Regions from separate parts of the Homo sapiens genome. Here region 1 is linked to region 2. A link is a loop called in an ENCODE intact Hi-C map of the cell type or tissue named here. Cell type or tissue: heart right ventricle. All regions are shown on one strand. Links, peaks and the distances in the headings refer to the core of each region. The heading gives the core; the rest is flanking DNA. Region 1 overlaps HMCN1 (hemicentin 1). Region 2 holds the start of HMCN1 (hemicentin 1).

What was found. Hi-C counts contacts between places; a loop is a spot of excess contacts. Peaks named below come from ENCODE experiments on the same cell type or tissue, not always from the same donor. Only the 100,000 strongest peaks of a DNase experiment are listed, where the experiment ranks them.
Region 1: a loop joins it to region 2, with 2.6 times the contacts of the local background. A loop is called at or near these places in 3 of 110 quality-filtered maps.

The regions. Positions count from the first base shown.
Region 1 is chr1:185,983,634-185,986,553 of GRCh38, reverse strand. HMCN1 (hemicentin 1) reads right to left here. Exons shown (of 107, transcript NM_031935.3): 19 at 2,241-2,385. Among named protein-coding and RNA genes, the nearest start is that of HMCN1, 250 kb to the right of the region's middle. In heart right ventricle, for the core only: no CTCF peak of the experiment used is centred there; no DNase peak of the experiment used is centred there; H3K27ac peaks cover 2,500 bases.
Region 2 is chr1:185,732,362-185,735,281 of GRCh38, reverse strand. HMCN1 (hemicentin 1) reads right to left here and starts at 891. Exons shown (of 107, transcript NM_031935.3): 1 at 235-891. The coding sequence starts at 502. In heart right ventricle, for the core only: a CTCF peak has its summit at 1,284 (motif pointing right); DNase peaks (open chromatin) are centred at 407 and 961; H3K4me3 peaks cover 1,531 bases; H3K27ac peaks cover 2,152 bases.

The DNA.
Region 1 (2,920 bases), core at 261-2,760, 250 kb before region 2:
AGAACCAACTCTCACAAACAGAAATCATCAATACTCGATGTTCTCAAAATAGTGGTGATTTTGATTAAAGAAGCTTGCATATATGAAAGTTCCTAACATAGTGAGAAGAAGACAATAAAAGCCCAATCTATAACAGGCGTTTCCTTTCCATCCTCTGGAAAGATGAGACTGGAACTGCTCCCGGGAGCTCAATCACTCATCATTTCTCTTCCTTAAAATCAGATTTTTCAAGGATTATCATAACTACTCTGGAGAAGTTTTTTAGAACTAGAGACACCAGAAACCTCAGTGCAAAAAAATCCCTTGGAAGGCTTAGATTAGATATGCTACATACTCATATTTTCCTATGGCTGGGTTCACTCTTTAGATAATTTATTCTTAAAGAATTGCCAGCAAATCCCCAGCCCTAAACAACAATGCCAGGCTACTCTCTAAAGCAAGAAAATTAATTTTCAGAATCATCATGGAATATTCATCTTTCAACTATGCTGTCAATTTGTGGCAACATGGAATAAGCCATTTTGATACAAACATACTGAGTTTGACAGCAATAAAGAAAAGTGGCAAATTTAGGCAACAGTTTTGAAATCTAATGACATTTGGGTGTGGAAGAGAAGTTTCTTTTCAGATTGTCAATCTATATAAACCAATATGACAATTAAACTGTTTTGTCATTTTAATTTACACTTATACTTGTATTCATTCATTATTTTAAGAATTGGATTGACAGCCTTTAATGAGTATTCTTAAAAATGGAGACACAGAATGATGAAGGAACAGCACTGCTAATTAACATAAATACAGAGGTATAGAGAGCTGCTAGGCTGCATCACATCCATCTGCTAAATGTCTGCAAGATTTAGTTAATGCCAAATGGCTGCACTAATTTTTTAACTCCATTGACTAAATTAGTTACTCATTTTGGACTAAAATGGACAAATGAATTTTGTGAAATGATCTCTTAATTTTTAATATTAAAACTTCTTGCATCACAATACACCATATCATTCGTTTGTCTGTATCCTCGCCCCTCTGATAGGAAAGACATCCTAATTAATCCTGTCATTTTTTTCACCCAAGTGAAAATTCAGCCTCAGAATCCTATCCAACACAATATTCTAGGCAGTCACTAGAAGTCAAAGAGAGATAACATGAGGGCACTCCCACACTAGATTCTTAAACTAGTCTATAAGCACTGTTCAAGAAATCTATGGTCTGGTCTTCTTGAAAAATAGTTACACAACCATATCCAATCTGTCAGTATGCATTTATTCCTCTAGGTTATAACTAATTTAGTGTTGCTTTAGTATTTCTTCAAAATAATATTTCTCCAAGAATATCTAAGGTGATGTGGTGGATACTTAACGTAAAACTGAGAAAGGTGGAAGAGGCTGTTTAAGAGAAGCAGACATAACAAAAGAAAATGGTCTGCATTCAGTGATATTGTCAATAGACCAAACAAAATTGGAAAACTACTGGACTCTCCAATTCACACTCTAAATAAAGAATAAATCAACTACTAAAAATAAGTATTTTGTAGTACTTTCTTCCCTCAGATATTCAGCTCTGAACACAAAGCTATTTTTAATGCAATGGTTTTTTTTGTTTTTTTTAAAAAAGCAATGTTGCAGAGTCTTTAAAAAGTATATTAAAAAGTTATGACAATTTCTTAATCTATGAAGCTGTCAATTATTGAGATGTAAAAAGCTGGTTACTGTTAGTCACGAATGGAAAAAAGATTGCTTCTGGATCTTCTTATTTGTGACCTTTAAGTTATTTAACATGCAAGAAGATTGTTTGGAGCACATGAGGTGACCTTTAGAAAAGCTTAGGTCATTTCTAGCTCAAGCACAAAGGGGTCATTAGTAAGGACATGCTGGTTGCACAATCCAAAAAGAAAAGGCAATCTGGAGGGTATAATGAGTTCAGCTTGTCTGAAATTAAAATGTATTTTTAAACATAATTCTTTGAGAGCCAAGGTCACTTTTAACAATTAAGAAACCACTTACAAAACCCCTTGGCCAGACTCAGCTGGTGACTCCCAAGAATGTCTTTTTGTGTACATAAAAAAGGGAAATCTGGAAACAACATTAACAATGTAGATATTGTTCAAGAAATAGGAAATAACAATTAAGAGAGATATCTAATTGTAATTAGAGGAACAGAGTTATTTGATTAAAATATAAGAACAACTACTTTGAACACAGTTTCGAAACAATAACATTGGGTGTGTCTCTTACCATGCACAACCACAGAGGTAGTTTTGTTATTGGTCCCAGCAACGTTACTGGCCACACAAGTATATTCACCACCATCCTGAAGCTGAACTCTTTCAATATGGAGGCTCCCATCACTGCGCACAGTGATGTAAGGATTTTGGAGCAACTTAAAGGAAAAAAAAAGGTAATTTTTATTTAAAAAGAAAGGATTTGTGAGAGTCAAAAATGAACCTGCTTTTTCTTTTTTTCCCAACTGGGTTACTAAAAGTCTATAAACAAAATATTCTAATGTCCTTAAGTGAAGAACGATGAGCATAAATGTTACCAAGAGTGTGATTGTACAATTTAATCCTGATATACCTCCAAATATTATACCTATTAATATTTATCAGAGAGTTAAGCACAAGCTAAAAAAAGAAAGATATAGACATCACTTGTTTAATGTTCCTGTAAATTTTGTCATCACTCAAAACCCAAATTTCACTATAATATTTACTTTTGGCTTAAAGTGTTCTTTTCCAAGAAGGCCTTATTACCACTAGCAAGCCATTTGATATTTTTATTTTGGCACATAGGCACTTACTCATGCCAAGGGAGAAGGACTTAACCTCAACACCCACCCTTGTTAGGTAACAGATGCAAATATTAGTGGACAATATGTGACATCTGAATTGTGTCAGGGAGGGCTGGTAATATTTTCA
Region 2 (2,920 bases), core at 205-2,704:
TTGAGGACCACAGTACAAGTTCCCTAAACAAGCCATCTCCACCAGGGCTGAGACTTAAGTAGGTATCAATGAGCAAACCCAGACGCCAGCAAGTAATTCTTTGTTACAACTATTTTCAGCTGCACATTTTTTTAAAATGGTTTTGAAACTTCCTGACAAACAATTTCATTCACAGCATGAGAAATAATGTAATCATGAGACATAGCAAAGACAAAGTATAAATATTTCCCTTACCTGGATCATGGAAAGGCACCAACGCAAAGTTGAAAAGAGGTCTTTTAGGTCTTTTCAAAGACGTCTCCAAAATTTTGGAAGCCCCTTCAATCACCTGAACTAAATCATCATACATAGAACCAGTCACATCAAACACAAAAGCCAACGTGGAGGCCCCCTCGGGAATTTCCTCAGCTCTGATCTCTGACTGGGGGCTCGCATCTTGAGCTAGGGAAGAATAAAGAAGAGCAAACAGGAATACTGTATGGACAACTTCCCAGGAAATCATTTTCTTTTTTTTCCCCCTCTTTTTCCCCCTCAGCGCCTAAGCACTGTGCTCAGTCCTCCTCAACAACAGGCAGAGGGTTTCCTCTCAGAGTAACTCATCAGACTCTTGGAATCTCTGAACTAGCAAAAAGTTTGGCGCTGAGAATCAGACGGGGACAAGCACCAAACTCGAATCCCTCCAGGGGTTGGGCAGGGCAGGGATGCGGCAGCTTTTGTCTGGATGCGGCTTCCTCCTGGACTGCTATCTGCCCGCGGGCCCTGGACAGCCTGTGGCGGAGTGCGGGCGGCGCGTCGGGTCCATGCCCCGGGGGCAGCTCTGAGCCTGCGGCGCCGCGGCCCGAATCCCGCTGCCCTCGCCGCCGCCGCTGCTCTCCGCCTGGGCCAGCGACTGAGGTTCCCAACTTTCCACTGTTTGCAGCTCACGAGCGACGAGGGGAAGCCTGGCTCGGCCTCGCCTCCTGATTGGCCAGTTGCCGTCCTCCCTCCTTTGCTCTGGAGGCCCCCCCGGAGGGTGACTTTTCCCTCCACTGATTGTAGGGTCAATTCAGTCCCAGGGAAGCGCTTACGGTGTCAGCTCGGTTCCCACCGGCACCGTTCCTAACCTGCAAAACGCTAGTGTAAACAATGGCTTTCAAGAATGTGTGGCAAAGACCCAAACCGAGGGACACCACACTAGCACAAAGGGAATTTTGTTTTTCTATTGTGTACAACGCGGCTTTAGACACCTCTTTCCTAATTCCCCCCAAAAGTCAAGACGCCCCAGCCCAGCCTCCTGCCTCTCAGCCCACAACTCGGCCCAGCCAGGAGGGGGAGCTGGAAAATTCTCTCAGCTGCGAGGCAGCCACACTATCGCTCTTTGATCTCCTCTGAGACTCTGGACTGCAGGGAAGGAAGGGAGGACAACGCTGAAGGGGCAAGAAGCCCAGGAAGAGGAAAGGGGCTGCTGAGGGAAATGAGAGACAAGAACTAGGTAGTCACTAACTGTAGAGGGGAATGTGAATACAGGATGGAAGCCCCGTAGAAAGGACAAGGAGGAGGGGCGAGAGAGGTGTGGGGAAAGATGAGACATAAAATTCATATTAAAGAGAAAATTGATTTTTTAATTGTATTATCAAGATTCACATTTGCTGAGCAGTTTGAATCCTACGCTCAGCATAGTAAGGCAGAATAATATCCCCGTTTCAGATTTCCTCCCCTGGAACAGTCATGCCTCAGGTCTCAGCCAAAGATCTATTGGAAAGGTGCTCCCCTCTATGGCATTTTCTTGCCAGTCAAGAAGGAAACCTCACCCTGGAAGACATGCCAACGTTTTTCCGTGTTGTGATTGCTATATACGTTATAGTACTAATAACAGAGATAAGAGGATAAGCAAAGAAAGTCTACCATGAACTAAGGATTCTTTATGTCATTTTAATAAAAACGCATTTCCTTCCTGGAAAAGGAGTTGTTGTCCAGATCCCAGCATTTAAAGAGGGGCAAACAGGCATCTTGATCTCTGTTTGGATGTATATTAGACCGCCCACCCAACGGAGATGCAGCCTGAGGAAGAGTTAGCTCCCACCAACCTTTTGTAATCTACAACTGTCTTCTCTTTCAGTCCCAGCGGCTGTGGAACCCGAGTTTATGATACCTATAAGTCATGTCACTTAAAGGAAGCAGACAGGCCATTTGGGCTGAGTGGGAATATGAGAGGAAAGGGGGAAGGTACTTCCTTCTCAAGCAGTATTTAGAGAATGCTATTTGAGTCTCCCATTCCGTTGTTTATTTAAAAAGGATTTCATTCTAAGTCTTAGAGACCTGAGCTATTCCAGGTGCTCAAGGGAGGCCACAGAGCCTAGTGATTAAGAGTTCTGGGTCAGATACCCTGGGTTGAAAGCCCAGCTGTGACATTTAACTGTGTGACCTTCAAGAAGGTTACCAAACTTTTTCAGACCTGTGTTTACTCAGCTGTAAATGGGAATAATGATAGCACCCACCTAATAAGGATTAAATGATCTATAAATGTTCCATGTGCACTTGAAAAGAATGCTGTTGGGTGGAATGTTCTATAAATGTTAATTAGGTCAAGTTGTTTAATAATGTTCCAATCTTCTATATCCTTACTGATTTCTGCCTATTTGTTCTATCAGTTTTTGAGAGTGGTATTGAAATATCTGACGACAATTGTGGATTTGTGTATTTCTTCTTGCAGTTCTATGAGTTTTAGCTTCATGTATTTGAAGCTCTGTGGTTAGTTACATAAGCACATAGGATTATTATGTCCTTTTGACATAATGGACATGAATTGACGCCTTTATCATTATGAAGTTGCCTTCATTGTCCCTGGTAGTATTATTTGTTCCAAAATATACTTTGTCTGATATTAACACTGCAACTTTCTTTTGATTAGTGTTGCATGGTGTATCATTTTCTATCCTTT